Regions from separate parts of the Homo sapiens genome. Here region 1 is linked to region 2. A link is a loop called in an ENCODE intact Hi-C map of the cell type or tissue named here. Cell type or tissue: heart left ventricle. All regions are shown on one strand. Each heading gives the region's core, and the rest is flanking DNA. Links, peaks and the distances in the headings are about the cores only.

The links. Hi-C counts contacts between places; a loop is a spot of excess contacts. Peaks named below come from ENCODE experiments on the same cell type or tissue, not always from the same donor. Only the 100,000 strongest peaks of a DNase experiment are listed, where the experiment ranks them.
Region 1: it touches region 2 in a loop (2.9-fold over the local background); 8 of 110 quality-filtered maps call a loop at or near these places.

What each region holds. Positions count from the first base shown.
Region 1 is chrX:136,907,091-136,912,703 of GRCh38, forward strand. No RefSeq gene overlaps it. Among named protein-coding and RNA genes, the nearest start is that of RBMX, 29 kb to the left of the region's middle. RefSeq lists an enhancer at 1,925-1,974. In heart left ventricle, for the core only: no CTCF peak of the experiment used is centred there; DNase peaks (open chromatin) are centred at 2,231 and 3,001; H3K4me3 peaks cover 2,895 bases; H3K27ac peaks cover 1,180 bases.
Region 2 is chrX:136,764,989-136,770,601 of GRCh38, forward strand. All of the region lies in intron 2 of ARHGEF6 (Rac/Cdc42 guanine nucleotide exchange factor 6), which reads right to left. Among named protein-coding and RNA genes, the nearest start is that of ARHGEF6, 13 kb to the right of the region's middle. RefSeq lists silencers at 2,097-2,226, 2,287-2,336, 2,341-2,509, 2,367-2,416, 2,427-2,706 and an enhancer at 3,439-3,548. In heart left ventricle, for the core only: a CTCF peak has its summit at 2,355; DNase peaks (open chromatin) are centred at 2,243 and 2,783; H3K4me3 peaks cover 3,674 bases; H3K27ac peaks cover 4,197 bases.

The DNA.
Region 1 (5,613 bases), core at 339-5,338, 140 kb after region 2:
AGCAGGTGGCTGGAGCTGGCGACAACAACACACTGGTGGCATCAGGAGAGCTGCGTCTTGTAGACTTTGGTGATGCTTCACTTCTTGAGGTTGACATAGGCATACGCCGTCCCTGCAGGGAGCCTTAAAGGAAGACCTCAATGTCACTGTTAGAGTCTGACCAGGGTCGGGGCCTACGTCCTGGAGGTGACCTGGGAGGCAGGGATGTAAAGCTCACACCTTCTTGTGGAGCGGCGGGCCCTCCTAAGGTTTGCTTCCTTGGCACCTGGAGGAGCTGGTATCCAAGCTCCAGGACTAGGCCTGGGAGGCTGTCCTGTTTTTTTTATTATACACGTTTTCAACCAAAGGCAGACCAGAGAGCCATACTAATGCAGCGGTAAAGCACAGAATTTTTATCCAAGCTCTGGTTACTTCCAACCGTGACCGCTCTCACGCTTGCTAGCTCCAATTTCCCATTCCTCTTCACAAAGGATGTGCCCTGGCAATCATGCTATTCTGCCCTGCAAATCTTGACATGGGCTTCTCCACTCCTTTTGATCAAGTTCAACCTTTTCACTCTCACAATTCCCTTATTTCTCATCATTCGCATATTTCCTTTCATTTCTCCTACAACTTTTTCAACATCTCTAGTCCAAGAGTTAACTTGATATATTTCTACACGCCTCGGCTCACCGCCAGCACGATGCCTTTGTTGTCTTGAATCGCCGCCTGCCAATCACCAGGAGACACAGACCTCTAGGAGCGAGGGAACTTGGACAGAAAGGCACTTGGCAAGGCGCACACGACTCAGCGTAAACAAGTGACCTCTTGTTCTCCAAAGCTCTTGAAACACAAGAAGGAAAAATAACAAGCTCTTCTACTATCTGTGTCCTATCATACCTACAATACTCTCTTGGTCCACATGCAAGCACTTTGCATTATAGTACACCACAAGGAGAAAAAGGTAAGACAGGATTCTTAACAGAGGTCGTAAAATAAGGTCCCCGCCGCTAAGAGAAAGAAGACTTTCTTCCAATAGCATAGAGCAGGACTCCACCTCCACCTCCCTTTTCTTTAGTCTTTTGCCCTTCCATCCTCCTTCCAAGACTAGCGTTATCCAATAGAAATATAATGCAGGTCACATACTATGTAATTTTACATTTCCAAGTAGCCACATTAAAAAAATTAAAAGAAGCAAGTTAAATTGGTTTTAGTAATGTTTTATTCAACGCAGTGGACCCCAAATATTATGATTTCAATCACCCATGCAGTAATTAGAAATGTTTTCTTTTTCTTTTTTTTTTTTTTTTGAGACGGAGTCTCGCTTGTTGCCCAGGCTGGAGTGCAGTGGCACGATCTCGGCTCACTGTAACCTCCGCCTCCCGGGTTCAAGCGATTCTTCTGCCTCAGCCTCCTGAGTACCTGGGATTACAGGCGCCCGCCACCACGTCCGGCTAATTTTTGCATTTTTAAGTAGAGATGGGGTTTCACCATGTTGGTCAGGCTGGTCTCGATCTCCTGACCTCGTGACCCGACCGCCTGGGCCTCCCAAAGTGCTGGGATTACAGGAGTGAGCCACCGCGCCCGGCCCCCCTCACGCTTTTTTTTTTTTTTTTTGACGGAGTCTCGCTCTGGTGCCCAGACTGGAGTGCAGTGGTGTGATCTCGGCTCACTGCAACCTCCACCTCCCAGGTTCAAGCAATTCTTCTGTCTCAGCCTCCCGAGTAGCTGGGACTACAGGCGCACGCCACTACGCCCGCTAATTTTTGTATTTTTAGTAGAGACGGGGTTTCACCATATTGGTCAGGCTGGGCTCGAACTCCTGACCTCTGGTGATCCACCCACCTCGGCCTCCCAAAGTACTGGGGTTACAGGCCTGAGCCACCGCGCAGGTCGAAATGTTTTACTTTCTTTTTGTCTTTGGTAGCTGGAGTGCATTTTACACTTACAGAACATCAAACTCGGAAAAGCTGCATTTTAAGTGCCTCATAGGCACCGCACTGGACCGTGCGGCCCTAGAATGCCACACCCCCTAATTCCTGCAGCCAGAAATGAAGATGGCAGGGGCGGTAACACTGCTAGTTTGGGACTAAGAAAGGCAACCTCGGGAGGAGGCGAGCCCCTGCTATGATGAAACTTCTAGGACAGCCTCCCTTCGCCCCCCCCAACCTGTGCAGGGCCTAGCGTGGCTGCAAGCGAGGCAGAGCGCAAGGCACCGCCAGAGCCACGGGAAAGGGCGAGGCGGGGAAGTCTGGGGATGGCGGGGCGGGGCGGGGCGGCTCGGCTCGGCGGGGATCCCCACGCATGCGCACCGCGACAGCTCACGATGCCCGCCTACTGGCGCCCTAGCAACCGGGTTGCGAACCATGTTCTATCCCGACTAAGTGGCCGTCCTGGGAGTTATAGTGCCACTAGCCGGCCTCGGCTGTTCCCTGTCCGAGGCTCTTGTCATTTCCGCTTATTTCCTCCACGGGTGCCGATTTCATGTGTGTGTTCCCGAGTGCCTGAGCCGGCTCCCGAAATGAGTACTCGTGGTTTCCGCGTGGGAACCAACCTCGAGCGCCAGTGGCCCGCCCTCTCCGGGCTGAGGTGGCTGCTGAGGCTGGGGCTGCTCCTGAGGCTTCAGGGCCGCCCGCTGCACGGCTTTCTACCTTCCCAGGTTAGCCGCGGTCAACTTCTGCCAGGCGGAGCGAGAAATCGCATTTTGTCAGGTGAGGATTGGAGGGAGTGAGAGAGATGTGAGGGGAAGGCTTCGGGTAGGGGTATAGGGCCGATAGGGGACGACCAGGGCCGAGAGCTCATGGACTTGGACCCGGAATGCCATTGCCTTCCCTGTGGGTATGTCTCAGGGGCTTTCAATCTCGGAGTCTCCCACTTCGCGGATCTTTCCCGCCCTCTCAGTATCTCCTCCTTCCTCACAGTTCCTCCCCTTCCTCTTCTTTTTCTGCTCCCTCCCTTCCCTCTCATCTCGTCTTCTTCCTTCTCCCTCTCGGCTCCAACGCCTACTGTTTCGGCCCCACCTTCTTATCTTGGCTCCTCCCCTTCCCCCCCTTATCGACTCCTTACCCAGTCTCTTTTTGTTCTGCCAGTGCTCTCTCGGCTCCTCCCCCTCCTCCTTTCTCCTGGATGCTACGCCCTCTCCCATCTCCTTCTCTTTCCCCTCCCTCTCGGCTCCTCTCCCTACCCCTCCCTCTCTTCTCCTTTACCTTCCTCCTCACTGCTGCTTTTTCTAGTCTCTTCCCCTCTGCTCTTCTGTTTTCCTTTTTACTGCTCCTCCTCCTTCCTCTAAGTCCTTCCCACTTCCCTCCCTATTGGCTGCTCCTCCACCTCCCTTTTGGCTTCTCTCCTGCCTCAACTAACTCCTCCCCTCCTCCCCAACGCCTTCGGTTCCCTCTCAGCATCTGTAACCCTTCCCTTCCCTCCACCCTTTCCCTCGTGTTCTTACACAATCTTCCATTCTGGACACATACACTCATTGTGGTCTTTCTTAAATACATCCCCACCATGCTGTGTTACCCCTCACTCATATGGTCTCACACTCTTACCCCCCTAATTCTTGTTAATCCACTTGGGTCTCCTGGGTCCTTTCTCTGCAAACATAGTGTTATTTACTTCTAGAGATTTGTGAGAATAAAATGAGATAGTACATGAAAAGCACTTACGACGGCACCTTGCACATAGTAAGCTTTCAATAAATGGTAACTGTCATCATTATTACTTTTCTTTAGCCAGGGATTCCTGGCACAATTCCTCTTCAGCGTGTCCCTCAACCACCAGTAATTTCTTGGCTCCCTTCCTTAGTAGCCTCGTTGTTTTCATTGTAAGCTGACTCAAAAGGAATTTTTCTTGCAAGTAATCAATTCAAAAAGTATTAATAAATAAGACTTATGTTCTGATCTCTAGTTGCCTAATCTAGGGTGTAGGGGGGTATTCTGGTAGAAGGCATCACAAATGCACACAAAGTTGAGAATGGTGCTGGTGCCATCTGACTATAGACTTAGCCAACTTTAAGGTTCTAGGAGTTTTTAAAGGCTAGTTCTAGGTGCAGCATGTTTACTTTTCAAACCTGGAGCTTGCCTTTCCCTGTGAGAAATATTGATAGCAGTGTTTTGAGCAAACCTCTTGCCAAACACATGTAAGAAATAGCATCCTTTTTATATTTTTTATTTGCCTTTTCTCTGACTGTTTATATCTACTCCTTGCTCTTTATTCTTTATTTCAGCAGGCTCCCTAACAAAGAAACATGATTAGTAACATCTGGAACCTTTCCTTTCCTTTCCCTTTCCCCTTCGGCTTCCCCTCTTCTTTCCTTCCTTCCTCCCTCCCTCCCTCTCTCTCTCTTTTTCTTTCTCTTTCTTTCTCTTCCTTCCTTTCTCTTTCTTTCTTTTCTTTCTTTCTTTTCTTGCTTTCTCTTTCTTTCTCTTTCCTTCCCTTTCCTTCCTTTCTTTTTCCCTCCCTCCCTTCCTCCCTTCCTTTCTTTCCTTCCTTCTTTCTTTTTTTTGAGATGAAGTCTCACTCTGTCTCCCAGGCTGGAGTGCAGTGGCACGATTTCGGCTCACTGCAACCTCCACCTCCTGGGTTCAAGTGATTTTCCTGCCTCAGGCTCCCGAGTAGCTGGGATTATAGGCACCCGTCACCACGCCCAGCTAATTTTTTTTTGTTGTTGTTGTATTTTTAGTAGAGATGGGGTTTCACCATGCTGGCTAGGCTGGTCGAACTCCTGACCTTAGGTAATCCACCCACCTCGGCCTCCCAAAGTGCTAGGATTGCAGGTGTGAACCACTGCACCTGGCAACATAAACTTTCTATACTGAATGAGACCTGTTTCCGGTATTTGGGGTTCACACATTTAAGTCTGTGATACATTTTGGGTTTTTTGTTGTTGGAAGATGTGAAAGGTTGAGATTAACTTTTTTTTTTGCCTATAGATATCTAATTTCTTTAGCATGGTTTCTTGAAAAGACTATCTATCCTTCCTCCGTGAAATTGCTTTTGCACCTTTTCAAATTTTTTTTGGCAGAGGCTTGCTCTGTCCCCCAGGCTGGAGTGCAGTGGCACCATCTTGGCTCACTGCAGCCTCCACCTCCTGAGCTCAAGCGATTCTTCTGCCTCAGCCTTCTTCTTCTTCTTCTTTTTTTTTTTGAGATGGAGTCTTGCTCTGTTGCCCACGCTGGAGTGCAGTGGTGTGATCTCGAGTTCAAGCAATTCTTCTGCCTCAGTCTCCCAAGTAGCTGGGATTACAGGCATCCGCCACCATGCCCGGCTAATTTTTTTTTGTATTTTTAGTAGAGATGGGGTTCCATCTCTACTACATGGTTCCATCTTTCTACATGGTTCCAACATGTTGGCCAGGCTGGTTTCGAACTCCTGACCTCATGTGATCCGCCCACCTTGGCCTCCCAAAATGCTAGGATTACAGGTGTGAGCCACCTCACCTGGCCCTGCCTCAGCCTTCTGTGTAGCTGGGACCACGCCCAGCTAATTTTTGTAGTTTTAGTAGAGACGGGGCCAGTCTGGTCTCAAATTCCTGACCTGAAGTAATCCACCTGCCTCGGCCTCCCAAAGTGCTGGGATTACAGGTGTGAGTCACCGAGCCTGGCAACTTTTTCACCTTTGTAAAAAATCACTTGGGCA
Region 2 (5,613 bases), core at 159-5,158:
CAGCAGCCTAGCACAAGGCAAAGGGAATGAGTTCTGGAGTCAGGTACATCAGTGATTACATTCCGGTTCTTCTTTGCACTGGCAGTGTGAGGCATCAGTCTGGATCATCTCCAAACCTTGGTTTCCACCAGGGTATAATGAGTACAATGCCACCTACCTCCCAGGAGTGTTGCAAGGGCTAAATATGATAATAGATTTAAAGCACCTAGCATAGTGCCTGGAACATAGGAGGTGCCTGAGAAATGGTAGATACTCAACTCCTTTTCCTCCTTTGCATCTACGGTCCTAAGCACAGTGATAAACAGATTGCTATAAAAGAACAAAACTCATACTCTTCAATTTCCTCTCCTGAATGAGTTTCTTTGTAAAGATTGAAGTAATGTTATACTTGGACTAATGATGTCAAATGAATATCAGAAATTTCTGGGCCCTGGCTACTCACTCTATTCAGCACCTGCTCTCCCTGAATGTGAGTAGAGAAGAGGCAGACTGTAGGTAAATAGAAACCACAGACCATCCTTTGAAAAACTCTCCTCCTGTCCTTACCCCTAAGAACAGCGCCAGCCCTGCACAAGCAAAGACAAGGCTGAGATGTGAGTAGGCAAAAAGAATAGAAAAAATTAGTAGCTTGGAAGACATACCATCCATAAAATGTGCCACATAAAACACTTTTGTATAAAATGTCACATTTTAGTAAAAATAAACGAACAAAGAAAAAACCTAGGCTGAAAGCAGGAGGTCCAGGTTAGAGTTTTGATCCTACCAGTGATAAGCTGTATGACTTCGATTAACTAAACTTTTCTGTTTCTTTGTCAAGTGAAAGTAATGCCATCTCTCCTACATCCTTTACAAGGGCACGGGGAGTTTCAGATAACTAGAAGGCATTCAAAAAATTAAGCACCAAAGAAATGCAATATGAGAATAGTAGCTGGAAATTTACTTTGTTCAAAACTCCAATCATCTGCACAGCACCCAGACTAAGACAGAACACTCCCTTGTTTTAACTGCTCTAAGCACACCCAAAGAGTACACCAGCCTGAAGCTGGCTTATTATGTAAGAAGGGACTGCAGCATTGCCTGGCATGTAGCATAATACTTTGCTGAAGAGAAATCCTTGGAAATGCCTCAGCTGAAGCACAAGGGCAGGCCCAGGCCTTACATTTTGGAGAGAGGTGCTCTCAGTCACAGAATTCCAGACTGTGGCTGGAGCAAATGATGTCATCAGAGATCCTCTTACCATGGTCAATGTCAAAATTAAGATAGGAAGTCCAAGGACACTATGAGTTTTCCAGGCAAATATAAGTTTAAAAAAAAACAGTTTGAACCTTTGAATCTTGCCTTTAAAATTATTAATACTTTACAGAGCATAAACTGAAATTTATCCTATTTTGTGAGGTTTTTTTTGGGGGGGGGTTATGCAAAGTTTTTATTGACCAAAATATACATAATTGCAGAGGAAAATATATTCATTTACTGTATTTTTACTCCCACTACACATTAAGAAAAGGGAAAAATATCATGTGAGTTACCCCTCTATCCAAAAACAATAACAAATCAAAAATGAAAATATAAGACCTTTGAAGAGGCAGAGATAAACTTGAGGGCTCTCCGCTGCAGAGCTAAGAAACGAAATAGCTCAAATACCTGTTGGGTTCCTAAATGACTGGAAAATGAAAACTTGTAATTAACTACAGGCACTTTGGAACACCTTGTAGAATACAGGTCTTTTCCATCTACAAACCATTCCTGCGACAGATCTCTGTACTTAATGCAGAAAACATCTCCAAATGTATGGATGCTCGGGGTTGGGAGGGCATCACAGTAGTATTAAAAATGGTACTGTTGACTCCTGCTCTGGTTCTGGGGGAAGGAAAGAATCCAGTCGGATGCAAACCTTGCGGCCAGAGCTGGACAACTCGCCCCTAAGTTTGGCGCGTCCTCGCTCTGCGTCCTTGGCCCTCATCTCCCCCTTCCCGGCACCCTGGATCTCAGCGAACTGTGAGGCCCTGGCAGAGAACGGACCCCGCAGCTGGGGCTGCGAGCCACGGCAGTGGGGAAGAAGGGCGGTTCCTCTCCAAAGGGGGTCCTTCGGCACCCACCCCCGGGCCCTCGCGCGCTCCCCTTCCCCTGACCCTTTTGCCCCCAGGCAGGTCACCTGGCTCGGCCGCTGCCCGCCTGTCCTCCAGCTGCTCCCTCACTCCAGCCGCGCCGCCGCCGCCTCCTGGAAGCCGTTCGCCCTCCCGAGTCACGGGGCCGGCGAGCGGGCGGGCAAGCCTGTGCCAAGGCTGCGGGAACAGATCAACCCAGCCGGAGCTGGGACCCTGCCCTGAGCGCGGCCGCCACCAGGGCGAAACTGGAGAGCTGGGCTAGGCTCGCCCCAGCGGGGAGGGGCGGCTGCAACTTTGCGCCTGGACGCGGGCGAGGAGGGGGCGCCCGTCTCCAAACTCTGTGCCGCGCCCGCAACCTCTCCAGCCCAGGGATTGTTTTTTAATCTAAAGGGAAGTCAGAGTCTTGTCCTCAAGTTCTTGTTGCCATAGCCGTGCCGCTCGGCGGGCGGAGGATCGCGGGGCCGAACTGGGGGTGCCGGAGGCGCGCCCCGCTGGGTGCGCTGGCTGCGAGCCGGGCGAGGGTGCGCGGGGTGGCGAGTGGAGGGGAGCGACTGCCGGGGGAGCCAGCCCGCGAAGCTTCTCCAGACCACGCTCAGCTACCCGCGCCGGTCCCCTCCTGCCCGCAGCCGGAGCCGAGCAGCGGAGGGAAAGCGGCCTGGAGGCACTGGGCCAGCAGCGGGTAAGCAGTGACCCGGACCTGGATCGCAGAAGTAGGAACTGGAAGTGACAGCGGCGCAGGCAGAGCAGCAGCAGCAGCAGCAGCAGCAGCAGCAGCCCTGGTAGCTGTGGCAGCAGCAAAAGCCGCGGTGTACCCGCGGCGGCCACACTGCGCATGCTGCTGCCGCCCGCTTCAGCCCCTACCCGAGGGCTGCCGGTGCCTGGCATGTTGCGGGTCACTGCCAGAGCTTCGGGCGGGATTCCCGGACTCATGGACTAGCCCTTTCTGGTGGCCTGCTTCCTCCCTCACCCCCAGATGCAACTCAGAACCCCCAAACTCTATGGTGAGCCGCTGAGACACCCGAGAAGCGTTGGCTCTCCAGAGGCCCTTCACATACCACCCTTCCTCCAACTATCCTAGATGCCCTTCCCGGCCTCTCTGATAACAGGCCCCAAATCAAATAGTCTCTTTGAGAGAGAACGAAAATGTTCATGATAGATGGGAAATATTTAAAATCTTATTCAATGTCTAATTTTTACAGAAATACGATGCAATCTGTAAAACATTAGGATAGCCAGACTCATGGGTGACATTTAATGTAACTCTTGGAAATTCCATTAAGCATGTCAGATTTGCACAACAGAAGAAAAGAACTTGCCAAAATCCTCTTTGGTCTTCCTACTAGTTCCAACTGAGCAGCTAAATATGCAAAGCTTTGCCTAGCGGAAACTGATGGAAATGGGCAAGTTAAAAACAGACATTACAACCATTAGACATTACCCAACCCCTACTCTAGTCTCCTCATTTTACAGATGACTCAACTGAGGCCTGGGAAAGGAGATCCTGACTTCACACAAGTGGCAGGGTCAGGGCTTGAAGCAAGATCTGCTGATACCCGTTACAACTACTGGTAATTGTAGTGGTTAGGCCGGGCCTTGTGCCTAACTCCTCCCAGGAGGCACCGCGCTGCTAGATATTTAGTCTTGACTCATGATCATTAGTAGAGCTGCCTTACTTTCAGAACTGCTTCCCTGCAGAGCAGCCCCTGGGAAATGGCAAATCGTCCATCCCACAAGCCTCACTTTGGGGAGGGCACCCCTGCTGTTCCGGTGACAAGGCAGATGGAGTGACTCAGGGAGACAGGAGGGAATGAGGGGGTGGGGGCAGAGAAAAAAACATACTGCTACCAGCTGGTACTGGAAAGAAAGAAAGAGAGAGGGGGAGAAAGAGAGGGAGAGAGAGTAAGAGAGGGGGAAAGAGAGGAGGAAGAGAGGGAAGGAGGAAGAAAGAAAGTGAAATAAGTACTAATTGAATCTCATATACATTCAGTGAAATCCTTCCAGAATAAAATATCTTTAAAAAAAAATAAACTTGGGGCTGGGTGCGGTGGCTCCTGCCTATAATCCCAGCACTTTGGGAGGCAGATGCAGGTGGATCACTTGAGGTCAGGAATTCGAGACCAGCCTGGCCAACAGGGCGAAACCCTGTCTCTACTAAAAATACAAAAATTTGCGGGGCATGATGGCGGGCACCTGTAATCCCAGCTACTTGGGAGGCTGAGGCACAAGAATCACTTTAACCCGGGAGGTGGAGGCTGCAGTGAGCCTAGATCACGCCACTGCACTCCAGCTGGGTGACAGAGCGAGACTCCATCTCAAAAATAAATAAAAATAAATAAATAAATAATAAACTTGGCTCAGGAGCAGAATAGGAGATGGTAGGGTGTCCCTGGCAATGGGTTGGTAGTAATGGTGGAAGAGGACAAAGGCAGATTACCTTCTGGGGATAAGGCAGAGGAAAGGGTTGGCTAACAGGAAAACCATAGGTTTAGAGCTTTCAGAGACCAGTCGGTCATGTAGTTGTAGCCAGGACAATGCAATCAAAGAGGTACTACCCAGGCCATTCTTGACTGATCGGAAGAATTGTAGGTGTCCCCAACTCTCAGCAACTTCAGGGGCAACACAAAAATAAAACTGCCATTGCTAGAACTTGTGTTGTTGAGAGACATCAGTGACCCTCTACCTAGACAGGAGGATTCTTCCATATATTCTGGAAACTTCACTTGGGACCTGAGTATTTTCCCTGCCTTCTCCATTCTGTAAGAAAGTAAGAAAGATATATTTGGTTCACAAAAAGGAAATACAAATAGACTATAAAGGGATAAGAGGATGTCCAAACTCATTAGTAATCATGAAATACAAATTACAGCAATAAATGAAATGCCATTTTCATCCATCAGTTTAGCAAACATTAAAGACAAATAATATCCAGTGTTGCCAGGGACAGGAAGAAGACACTGTTTACACTATTGCTGAGAGTGTAACTTGGTATAACATTTTTGAAGGGCAATTTGACATTATCTATCACAATTTTACACAGTAATCCCATTTCTGTGAAGAAAGATCCTTCAAGAATAATCACTGATGTGCACAAATTTCTATGTGCATATATAACATGATCTACTGGGTTTTATCCCAGGAATGCAAGATTGATTTAATATATGAAAATCAATTGATGTAATACAGCATACAAATATAATAACAAACAAAAACCAGTGATCATTTTAACAGACGTAGAAAAAGCATTTGACAAAATCCAACTCTTTTCATGATAAAAAACAAAACAAAACACTTATAACAAACTCAGAATATAAAGAAACCTCAATCTGATAAAGGCCATTTACCAAAAACCCACATCTAACATCGTACTCAATGGTGAAAGACTGTCTGCTCTCATCACTTCTATTAAACATTGTACCAGAGGTTCCAGCCAGAAAAATTAGGGAAGAAAATGAAATAAAAGGCATCCAGATTGTAAAGGAAGAAGTAAAACTATCTCTATTCACCA